Linked DNA regions of Mus musculus: region 1 is linked to region 2. The links are chromatin contacts, found by POLR2A ChIA-PET in ENCODE. All regions are on one chromosome and are shown on one strand. Each heading gives the region's core, a stretch centred on a gene start or an enhancer-like site at or near the end of the contact. The rest is flanking DNA. Distances are from core to core; before and after follow the strand shown. Region 1 holds the start of Erfe (erythroferrone). Region 2 holds the start of Ube2f (ubiquitin-conjugating enzyme E2F (putative)).

Region 1 (5,546 bases), core at 2,586-5,085, 120 kb after region 2:
GACAGGACTCCAGGCTCTGCCCTGACTTTGCAAGTCCGGATTCACTTTGCTCCCAGACCTGACTTCATGCCTGTCTTTGGGACCATTGAGCCAACTCAGAGATCAAATAGGGCAGGGGGGTAGAGATGTTACTTCTAAGAGGACAGAACTCATGCCTGGGTTCTAAATGCTCCCATGATGTTGGGGGTTTGAATAAGAGTTGGCCCCATAGGCTCATCTATATGAATGCTTAGTCATCAGGGAGTAGAACTGTTTGAAAGGATTAGAAGGATTAGGAGGTATGGTTGTTAGAGAAAGTATGTTACTACAAGTAGGCTTTACGGTTTCAAAAGTCTCTCATGCCAGGCCCAGTCTCTATTGGCCTGCAGATCAGGATGTAGCTCTTATCCCATGAAAACAATTGAGGACTCTATACCATGGGGGATGTCCTATAGTGTTTCCCTGAGCATGCAATCCTAGGGCTTTCCAAAGGCAAAGGCTGAAAGAGTGACACTGACTTTAATCAGAAAAAGGGAGTTGGCTAGGTGGTGGTGGTGCACGCCTTTAATCCCAGCACTTGGGAAGCAGAGGCAGGTGGATTTCTGAGTTTGAGGCCAGCCTGGTCTACAGAGTAAGTTCCAGGACATCCAGAGCTACACAGAGAAACCCTGTCTCAAAAAACCAAAAAGAAAAAGAAAAAGAAAGAAAGAAAAAGGGAGTTAGAAAGGCCACACATCCCTGGGCGAGTGTGAGTGGGGGAATCCTGGAGTAGAGAGAGACACATGGTTCTCAGCATTGCTGAATTGTGCCTAACCTGGTCATTCTGGGGTCAGTGGCATAATTGGTGTTCCAAGAGGAAAGATCTTCCAGCTAGGGAGCTGGGAGTCTAATAAGTCTCCAACTGGGGGCCAGCTTCAAGGGTATCCAGCTGGTGGAGGTGAGCTGTGGAGATCCTAGGTGCTAGCAACAACAGGGCATCCTGACCACCACCAGCTTCCAGAGACCAGGGAAGAGGCAGATGCTGAGAGAACACAGATTTAGCTACAGTGTCTGGGGGTGTGTGTGTGGAAATGTCCCTAACTCTACTGTCCCCATCTCCTGTTAGCAGCCTGACAACCACCCTCTGACCAAAGCAATCAGAACATAGAGAGGGAAGACAAAACACTGGCAGAGTATTCTAAAGCCACCGTGGGGCCACAAAGTGAGCAGGAAGAGGGACAGCCACCAGCATAACACACAGAGACTGGAGCACACCAGACACTCAAGAGATCCTCCTGTCATGCAGGGGATGGCCACAAGGCACCCCAAGAATCATATCCCAGAATCCCTAGGAAAACAAGGACTCGGACATCTGAAGCTAGTGAGGACTTCTAGTTAGAATATAGAGTGCTCCACAGCACATAAAGCCTACAGGAGCATCCAGATCCCTCAGGAGAGCCCCCAGACCCTCCAGGAGCACTCAGAGCCTGAGGGAGCACTTAGATCCCTCAGATCCCTCCGACCCCTCAGGAGAGCACTCAGATCCTACGGGAGCACCCAGAGCCTTCAGGAGCACTTAGAGTCTGAGAGTACTTGAGCCCCCATGTCTCAGTGTTCTAATGCTGTGAAGAGACACCAGGACCAAATCAATATTTTTTAATGATTTACTTACTTATTTAATGTATATGAGTATACTGTAGCTGTCTTCAAACACACCAGAAGAAGGCATCAGATCCCCTTACAGATGGTTGTGAGCCACCATGTGGTTGCTGAGAATGGAACTCAGGAGAGAACAGCCAGTCCTCATAACTGCTGAGCCATCTCTCCAGCCACAACCAAGGCAATTCTTACAGAAAAAGGCACTTAATTGGGGGATTGCTTCTGGTTTAAGAGGTGCTGGGGCTTATCTGAGCTACATCCTGAGCTGCAGGCCAGAAAGACTGGGCCCAGCATGGGCTTTGAAACCTCAAGTCCACCCTACAAGGCAGCACCTCCTAATCCTTCTAATCCTTTCAAACAGTTCTATTCCCGATGACTAAGCATTCTAATATATGGGCCTATGGCAGCCATTGTTACTTAGACCACCACACCCTAGGAGCACTCAGAGCCCATAGGAGCACTCAAGGCCTACAGAGCTGCTGACTGCAAGACATGGTACCTGGGCCTGGATATGCCTTGGTTTGGGGACTCCTTGATTCTCCCAAGGTCTATCCCTCATTTTCCTCCTTTGTATGTTAGGGACAGTCACGTGATCCGAGTACTGATGGTCCATCCACGTTCAAGGCATACATAGCTAACGACACCACTGCTAGCTGCAGGTACTCTTGAGGCCGCACAGCCAGTCAGCCTCAGGCAGGCTCCCACTGTCTTTGAGTAAAGGGAAGATTTCATGCCCATGACCTCATCAGCCTACAGCCTTCCTTTGAAGAAAGAGGGACACGGAGAAAGCTTGGCTCATTGAACTGCCGGGAAGCTGGGTCAAGGCCATGACATGAGGTCCCAGGAATGAGGATTAGATTTCTGCCATGCAAGAAGGCACAGGGAGGTCACTCGCTGCTCTCCTGCCGGGCCCGACTCACTCAGAATGTTCACTCAGACCCAGGCACCACCACACTCAAGGGTCCCACTTCTGAATCAGAGATGCCACTCCTTTGAGGCTGTGGACCCTATGCTTAGCGCCCTGTGAGCTTTGCCATGCACTCCTGTCCTCCTGAGGACCTTGCTTTCAAACAGGACCCTGCAAACATGCGGGAACCTTTCCTGAATGGCTAGAGCTCTGGGGCTATGCGCCTGAACTGGACCGCGTCATTACCTTGAGCTAGGGTCCAGGAAGCCATGCCAGTACCAGAACTATTTGGATCTGGGCCCTCTGGAAGAACCCATGACATCACTAGGACAGTCCGTTGTTTGGGAAAATAACTACTTTCACATGGCAACAGATCTGGTTGTCAGCGCTCCAGCTGGGGCCCTCACTGTGAACAGAGCAGGGTCACTTGATATCTTAGGGTCATGCTTCCCAAATCAAGTCCCTTCTTTGGACTCCCTCTTCTAGCCTTTAAGGGCACCTGGACGCACACAATTTAAGATTAAAACAAATCAAGCAAGCAAGCAAACAAAGGAAAAAACAAAAAACAAAACAAAACAAAACAAAACAAAAAAAGAAACAAAGAAACCCAGGTGTGCTGCTTTATCTACAGCCAATGTAATGACAGCAGCTCAAGGCAGCTAGGCCTGCCTCTCTGGAGGAGAACCACCCAGAAAAGGCCTCCTCGCAGTTCATCCTTTAGGATTTGCCACATCTGTCCTGGTTGAATGCTCCGTGGTGGGCAGTGGGCAGCAGTCTGAGCTCCATCTGCCTGGCTTAGGACATCAGAGGGATCCGACCTTTCAGCCAGACTGGGTCAGTTCTCTGTAGCTGCTAGTAGCAGACTCCGTAGCTGGAGCCTGAGAGGTGCCAGCTGTGCAGATACATCCGGGGTGGGGAAGAGCAGGGAAACCTTAAAAGTGCTCCAGGTTCCCCAGCTTGAAAAGGAGGAGCCATAAGGGCTGCCATATTCTCAGGTACTCAACTTGTCATTAAGGCCTGGAACCATGAGAAAAGAAGAGACCCGGGGCGGGGGGAGGTCCTAAGAAGACGTGCAGAATGGTGCAGTGGGTGTCCTTAGAGAAAGGGGGGGGTGTCTTAGAAAGCCTCGGGTGCAGGGCTAGGAGAAGAGAAGCTAACCCTGGGCTACAGGCAGCAAAGTGGAGGCGTGCACGGACCGGATCGGGCGCCCGCCTCCTCAGGGTCCCCTGTGCCTGCAGAGCGTGCCCTAGCCGCGAGGGGGCGACGGCAGCGAGGGCGGCGCGCGCGAGGCGGGGGATTCAAGCGCGTTATAAGGCGCCGACCTGACCAGCCGTGCTCTTTACTGCCGCCGCCGCCGCCAGCATGGCCTCGACCCGCCGCCCCGTCGGAGCTCGCACGCTGCTCGCCTGCGCCAGCCTACTCGCCGCCATGGGCCTCGGTGTCCCTGAGTCCGCGGAGCCCGTGGGGACTCATGCACGCCCGCAGCCGCCCGGGGCCGAGCTGCCCGCCCCGCCAGCCAACAGCCCGCCGGTAAGACGCAGCCGCGCCCCACATCTTCCTGTCCCGGGGGGCCCTAAGACGGTGGGGAAGGTGGCACCCCTTGCTGCGCAGTGTCCAACACTGGGGATACGTCGCTCTCAGGGGCTCTGTGAGACCCAGGGTTGGGTGGATGCGTCCTCTGTACCGTGGCTTTGGCGGCAGAACTCCACTAGGCCAGTAGGAGAGATTGGGAAAGGTGTGAAATGCAGTTAACTTGCTCCTCGTGAAACTGGAAGACTGGTGAGAGAGCGGGGCTCCCAGATCTAGTTCCTTTTTGTTAGGTGACTGCGTCTGGGAAAGGAGTGATGTAACCAGGCTCTGCCTGCGATCCCTCCCAAGATCTCCACCTGAACTGCTGGGGTGGAGACGCAGGCTGGGGAGGGTGTGGCTAGAGGCCTGGGGAGGGTGGATTGGTAGCCTTCATTGGAGCTGGTCAGTCCTGTTGGTGAGAGTTCAGGGAAGAATTTCAGGGTCTAGTTGATCGCTCATGCTGTGGGCCAGGCACAAGGAAACCCCAGGCCAGCGCGCTCTTCAGTTCTCAGCACCCCAGGGGCCAACAAAACATCCACTAAGACAGCTGGAGATGGTTACAATACCTCCCTCTGCAAGGCATCCCTGGGTCCTTCCACCATCCCATTTCTGCCTCCTTTGGTGGGAGTAAACATGTCCTTGTTGTCTGAAGCCTCCCCCTGACCCCCAGCCATCAGCCTTCAAAACTTTCATGAGGTCCAGACATAGTCACCAGGAAGTGGGGAGTAGGCTGGACCTTCCCAGTGGAATGTTGGCCTTGAACCCTCTTTGGGAGGGGCAAGGTGTCACCAGTTCCCTGATAGCTGGAACCCAGCTCCCACTCCAACTCCTGGGGCCCCTGACCAACATGGCTCCATGTATTTTCGGTGCTGCCCTCAAGTTGACAGTGGTGCGAGTCTGTACACAGGCCACCGGTCCCCTGGAAGGGTCAGTACACCTGTTCTGACCTATAATGGAAGCACTGCACTGTGAGTGTCCACTGAGGGCATCAGACAGCAAGAAGCATAGAAGCCTCCATCATCCTGACACAGCAGCCTGGCCTGTGACCCACAAGACCCCGGTTTGGGTAGTTTTGAGATCCTGGGTCTTTCTGTCAGACACTGGAGTCTGTGCCCTTGACTTCTTCTAAGGCCTCTTGAATGGTTCATTCCTTTCCTAGCTGGTAGCCCTACATGGAACCCAGACCATTAGAGGCCTATTAACTGTCCTATTTGCCAAAGGCCTCTGCCAGGAAACAAGGCCACTCTCAGAGCTTGAATCCTTGGGCCAGTGTTTTAGAAAGCTGAGAAAAGTAAAGGCCTAGCTAGAGTCATGACATCCGGCTCCTCTGCCCCACTGCTCCCCATGCCCTGTGACCACAGTGGCCCTGAGGCTGGTCTCCCTGACACTTCTGACTGTGGGGAGGGACAAAATGACCTGTTGTCACCCAGTATTCATATATTCATAGTCACCT
Region 2 (6,421 bases), core at 1,991-4,490:
CCTGGGAGGGGTTGTGAACAAGGATCAGTAACCAAGTGATTTCATGTAAACCTGCTTCCTCCCTTAATTTGTAAAATAAGGGAGAGCTGACGATTGGGCAGATAAAGGGAAGGTGGAGCAGAAGGTTGGGAGAGAGGGAAAGGATGAAGAGGAGGAGGAGGAAGAAGAAGAAGAAGAAGAAAAGTGAAGCGGAAGCCTGGAGAAACCGCAAGTTCTAAGGGGTCTCGTAGGTGTGGAAGATGGTAGTGTAGCGCTAGATCTGCTCAATCTAGGCACACAGCATGTATTCATATTAATTGAGTCATGTTTTCATTGCCGGGTGTTATTTGGGCTGGAGAATTACCGCAACAACTATGCTTACATCTTCACATCTCCCCCTGCTGCCCTGACTGACAGCCTCTGTCACATGAGGACCTTTGAAGTTACAGTAGACTCACTTGAAAAATTCAAGACAAACCCAATTCAGGGGCCTCAATTTATTCAAATTTGCAAAGCCCATTTCTCCAGTAAACCAACATATCCCAAGGATCCAGAGTATATGACGAGCATGCTTTTTTTTTTTTTTTTTTTTTTTTTTTTTTTTGGTTTTTCGAGACAGGGTTTCTCTGTATAGCCCTGGCTGTCCTGGAACTCACTTTGTAGACCAGGCTGGCCTTGAACTCAGAAATCCACCTGCCTCTGCCTCCCAAGTGCTTTAATCCCAAGTGGGATTAAAGGCATATGCCACCACGCCCAGCTTGACAAGCATGCTTTTAAAGCAGTCTGCTAGTCACTCCCCACCCCTAAGAAACAGAAGTCCTTCACTAAACTGTGTGAGAGAGTGAGAGAGCTAAACTGTGAAAGGTGGCATGGCTGTTATGCTGCTGCTGATGGGGTTGTTGACATTGTTGCTTTGGGTTTTTTTGTTTGTTTGCTTGCTTTTTTGGTTTCTTATTTGTTTTGTTTGTTTCTTTGCTTGTTTTGTTTTGAGACAGGGTTTCTCTGTGTACCCCCCTTGATGTCCTGGAACTCACTCTGTAGACCAGACTGCCCTTGAACCCACAGAGATCCATTCAATCTGTCTCTAAGAGTCATTTGTCTCTTTCCTTGCTGTTCATTAGTAGCCTGTCTCTGGGACTGAATGCCAGAGACAGATGGGCTGGATTCACATTCAAGTTCAGTCATGCTGGGCAAAATACTTCTGTGCTTCCTGAAAGCTGGAGCTAACAGAAAACTGTTAACTAGGGCTGTTGTGAGGACTATATAAACCAGTAGGCTCTTGGTAAGTCTTAGGTGAACACATGAGGCTCCCTTATGAAATGGACCTAGAAGTGACTCATCTCTTTGCAATGTTGAGAGTCAGGCGTATTGGTTCAGCTGTTCCAGCTGTATCTGCCTCTTCAAGCCCTTATCTTTTCTCACCAGAACTTTGCACAAACTCATGCAGTACTTGCCCAATAACACTGGTTCTGAACACCTGCCATGGGTCCAAAGAAGAGCGGGGAGAGCAAGAGGGGGTGCCGGGGTGAGGAGCCGTAAGAAAGTGCTGTTTAAGCTTAGGAAAACAAGACAAGCGTTAGCTGAGCAAAGGTGTTTTCCTGAAAGAATGAGGCAGCTTGTCATAAAGAGTTCACTTGAGTACTATAATGGCTATTCCTGGTTATCAACTTGACTATATCTGGAATGAACTACAATCAAAATTGGAGGACACACCCGTGATCCAGATGTTAAGGCTGGAAGACACAAGTTTCTGATCTGGATCACAATGAAAATCCCTTAATATAGAGAGACATTCCATAAGCTCTGTGACTCTAGAGGACGCTGATTAATACCAGTACCATCTCTTCTGTGTTTGCAACCTCCCTTAGATCAAAAGCCTTATTTGTTTGTTTATTGAGACAGGATCTCACTATGTAGCTCAGGTTGCCCAGGAATTCACTATGTAGACCAGTCTGGCAGGTCTGCCTCTGCTTCCCCAAATGCTAGAATTAAAGCCGTGTACCACTAGGCCTGGCTGCCTTTTACCCTTTCTATCTGTGCAGGAGTGTGTATCTGATGGAAGCTTGAGCGTGTGTAGCCATGTGCCACATGGGGTGGTCAAAGGATAACTTTCTTCCACTTTTTTGTTTGTTTGTGTTTACAGGATCTCATTGAGTAACCTTGGCTTGTTTGGAACTCTATGTTATCTAGGCTGGCCTCCAACTCCTATGTGCAACCCAGCTCTGCGGGGGATCTCTTCCCCTCAATGGAAGTCAGGGTACTTGGTCCTAATCTGAGGACTCCTCTGCCTCACATCTTCCCGAGTTTGGAAACAGGTCCTCATGCTGACAAACGCTTTACTCCCTGAACCCAAGTGCCTCATTTCAAAAGAAATCTTAGGGTCTAGGGTGTGGGGGGAGGGGGGAGACGGGGGGGGGGGGGAGGCGGGGGGAGGGGGCGGGTAGCTCAAAGGTAGTGCTTTGCATGTGAGACCTCCTGAGATTCATTCCCCAGAATTGCTAAGAAAATCACTGGAAACCTGACGCTCCTTGTTCTTTTCCACAGAAAATATCCTCTTTCCAAGGCCCTACCTCTCTAGGAGTCTTGCCGAATTCTCTCCCAAAGTAGGCTATCTCCAGTCCCACAGGGACTGAGAATGCATACCACACGAGCTGCAAGTAGGATGCTGCACATGGAACCCCAAGGCCTCAGGAGGTAGGGTCTCTCTACATATCTCTGGCTGTCCTGGAATTCACTATGTAGACCAGGCCTTCCTCTTGTCTCTGAGCGCCGGGACTGAGGTATGCGCCGGAACTCCCGGCCTGAAGTAGATTTTTAAAAGTGCATATAGGAATATGAGAAATTAAAAAAATAAGGAGCAGGAAGAGTGTCCTCACACCCAGCAGCCACCTCTAACTATCCCATGGCCTTAACGCAGCTGCAAACCGGTCGGATTCTTTGCGTTCAGGAATGGTGCCGGGCACAGGAACTTAGCTCCACCAGCAGGCACTGCACTAGTACGATATTCCTAGGGAAGCAAGCCGCTAAATGAATGGAAACAAACCGGAAGGCCGCTAGGCGGTCGGGGATGCTTGCGCTTCGGTGACCAATCAGCAAAGGTCTTGACACATGGCCCACCCTCAGGCCGTGCTCTTCACCAATGAACGAGGGCCGACTAGTTGACCTGTGTATGTCCTGTGACTGTCCACGAGTGGAGCTGCCAATAAAGTTCTTTTGTAGCTTTGAATTTTTTTTTTAAAGTGCCCACTGCGGTCACGGCGCAGTCCCCGCCCCGCCACTTCCGGTCTCGCCGCCGGGAGCCGGTGCGGCTGTGAAGGCCAGCGCGACTCAGTGCCGCTGCTCCGCCGGGCATGGTTTTGGGTGCCGGCTCGCCTCGCCTGACTCGCGGTGCTCAGGTAAGCTGGTCGCGCGGGCTGGACTGAGGCCGAGGCTCCTGTCGCCGAGCGCCAGGCCGGACCGCGAGGTCGGCGGCTGACGGGAAGCGCTGGGCGGGCAGCGAGCCCCGGCGGCTCTAGAGGGCCGGGCCGAGGCGGACCCCGTGCCGCCGCCCGCAAGGTCACGGTGCGGAGCTCGGGCCGTCCGGGAGGCCGAGGCCGAGGCCGCGGCGGGGAGGCCGCTGCCCCTGAAGGGAAGCGGGAGGTGGACGCGGCCCGCCACGGCGACGGCGGGGAGGAGGGGCGGCCGGCCCGCCTGGCCCGGTTCGGTCCCTGACCCGGTTCCGCGGCGTGTCACCCGGGGTGTGGCCTTCTCCTCGGCCGGCTCAGTTTCCTCCGTCTCCGGTGGGCATTGGACCCACTCCTCGGCGCTGCCGGTGGGTTGGAGTTGCTGGGGAAGGCTTCCCGGAGGGGCTCTTGGCCTGTGGGTAAAAATCTGCTCTCCTTAAGAACCTAGTCGGGCTTGGCGGTGAAGGGAAAGAGGGCATCCCAAGACCTGGTTATCAGATTGAACCGAAGGTTCCAGAAATGAGCAGGGTGGTGTTGAAAAACAGTGAGGTGGCTGGGCCTGGTGCCGAGGCTTCCTAGCTGTTTGGGCCGAATGTGGGGAGCTGGGCAGTAGGCAGAGTCATAGGAAATTAAGGATAGTGATTGTGGGGAGCTTCAGGAACAGAATTAACAGGAGTACCTGGACAAAATTAACTTGATATTCAGTACCCAAAATCAAAGATGAGCTCCAGAAGTGGTCAGTCAGTAAGCCTGGCAGGTTAGATACCCTTGGACACTCATGCTGTACGGTTTAAGTCCCGATCTGTTTCTTTCAGCTTGGAAGGTTAAACGGCCCTAGTGGCCCCTAGTTCTCTTAAATGGCTTAGATTGGAGCTGTCAGTGAGGAGTTAGCCTCACTGTGAGCCAACTGGCCCTGCATAGGTCACACCAGCCTGATTTCAGCACAGCACATAGGAATGCTGAATAAACATGACTTGATGAGACTGGTAAATAACAAGTTGCAGTCCTCTTTGGATGCCCTAAAAGTTGGTCCCACCCAGAGGAGGAACTAACTGGGCCAAATACAACTTGTGGAGTTGGAAACTGAGCATGCTGTTCAGAATAGCTGATCGGTTCCCAAAATACTGCCTTAGTCACAGTGTGATTTTCGAGCAAAGGGAAGTTTGGGTCAAAGTGGGGTTTTCCAGAGGTGGGACGTGTTGAGGAGGGAACGAGAATTCTGAGGCAGCTTCTACCCTTTTGATAGTTTGAGTAATTTTTTTTTTGTTTGATCCCTTTGTGGAGATTTAATTTTCTGATTGTGGGGACATTTCCAAATGGAGACTTTGGTTTATTCCCTCCCATGCTAGTGAAAGTGATACAGATGATAGAAAAATAGGTGGATACTCTAGTCTTACCTGCCTTAGAATATGCGTGTTGGGTTTTCTGTGGAGACACCACTCGTGTTGTTTTCTACTCTGCACAGTCTTTGCACAACATGTTCTATTGGAAAAGCCTACAGCTTACTGAAGATTACAAGCTAGGATCTACACCTCGAAGAGTAGAGCAGGGTACGCCCATCCTCTGCCTCCGATAAAGCCCAGTGTAGAAGAGCAGTGGAGAGCATTAAGAGAGCCGGTGGGCAGCCATGGCAGGTCTGAGCAGCACAGTGCAGGTCCATAGGGTGAGGAGCAGCTCTGTTGTGACCACTAGGGGACTGCCTGCCAAACTCTGAATGCCTTTCCGTTTTCCTTTTCACCATCTGCCTTACTGATATCAAAGGTGAAAACCTGATGGCCCTCATGTGGAACATACACCTCTGTCCCAGTGGTACGTCGGGTTGTTATCTTGGACCATTGTCAGACACCCCTGATGTCCCAAGGTCTGAGCATGTAACAGTGGACTTAGACTTGGCCAAGGTAGAAAGCACTACCTCATGATCCTGTTTGAGGAATTTCTGACAGGATCATTCTAGGTGGCAACCAAGACAGGAAAGCATTGTTACATATGTTCTGCTGTTTTGATAGCTTGTGGGCTGAAGCCCCTTTGGGGGAAGTGACTTAGTGAAGACTTGAGGATGCTTGTGTTCTGACTAGGCTCATCTTTTCATATAGATGCCCCTGAGGAGAAGCCACTATAGAGTAGGACTGAATGCCCCATCACTTCATGACTGATCAGTGTTTCGTATAGGCTACGCCATGACCATACTTACAACACATCTAAAGGAAAACTAGTTTTGTTTTGTTTTTGGTTTTTTTTTTTTTTTGTGGTGAGTGCTTCTTGTGTCTTGGACATTCACCCTCCAGGCCTGTTCCAGGGTGTGAGTGTGTTCATGCCTGCCTGCCTGTGTGTATTAGTGTTAGGAATCTTTCCCAGATTTCAGTACTGTGAGCTTATGCATACTAACATGCAATATAAGAATTATTTGGTGCATTTAGACAAGTGCTACTTTTTTGGTTTTGTTATTTTGCTTTTTTGATACATGATCTTCCTTTGTAGCCCAGGCTAGACTTTGTAGCCCAGTCCTCCTTCCTTAGCGGCCCCCCACCCCCACCAAATACTGATGTTATAGGTGTGTGCCACTGTGCCCAGTGTAACGAGTCCTTAGTGTGGCAGGGTCATGTATAGTTTGGAAGATCATATTCACTTTCTTGTTTTTGTGATATGTGGTACAAAGTGAAATCTACCCTTCCCTAGGGATACTGTGTACAGAAGGTGGCATGAGAAACTAGACAGAAGAGTTGCATTTGAGGGTTTTTTTTTTTTAATTCTGAAGAGAGGAATATTCTTGTGTTCATGGTATTAGCCTCAAGTTTGACCTCTCAGGTAAAACTTTTCATCTGTAAGTTTTAAATTTTGTTTGAGAAATTATCAGATCTGTATGTAAAGGAAATGCTTTTAAAACAAGAAAAGAAATTATATAAATATTGAACTATTTACTCTTGCTGGAGTGTTGGTATGAGGAGTGTCTGACTGATGGAGGTGTGTAATAAAAGCAGAAGGCAGATTGTGGAGGTAGG

What was found. ChIA-PET counts read pairs that join two places held with the same protein, here RNA polymerase II (POLR2A).
Region 1: POLR2A ChIA-PET joins it to region 2 with 10 read pairs in embryonic stem cell. The contact joins the promoter of Erfe here to the promoter of Ube2f in region 2. POLR2A ChIA-PET finds 5 or more read pairs at or near these places in 2 of 5 experiments (Patski and embryonic stem cell).

What each region holds. Positions count from the first base shown.
Region 1 is chr1:91,362,595-91,368,140 of GRCm38, forward strand. It overlaps Erfe (erythroferrone), which reads left to right and starts at 3,836. Exons shown (of 8, transcript NM_173395.2): 1 at 3,836-4,054. The coding sequence starts at 3,887.
Region 2 is chr1:91,247,064-91,253,484 of GRCm38, forward strand. It overlaps Ube2f (ubiquitin-conjugating enzyme E2F (putative)), which reads left to right and starts at 3,241. Exons shown (of 10, transcript NM_026454.4): 1 at 3,241-3,374.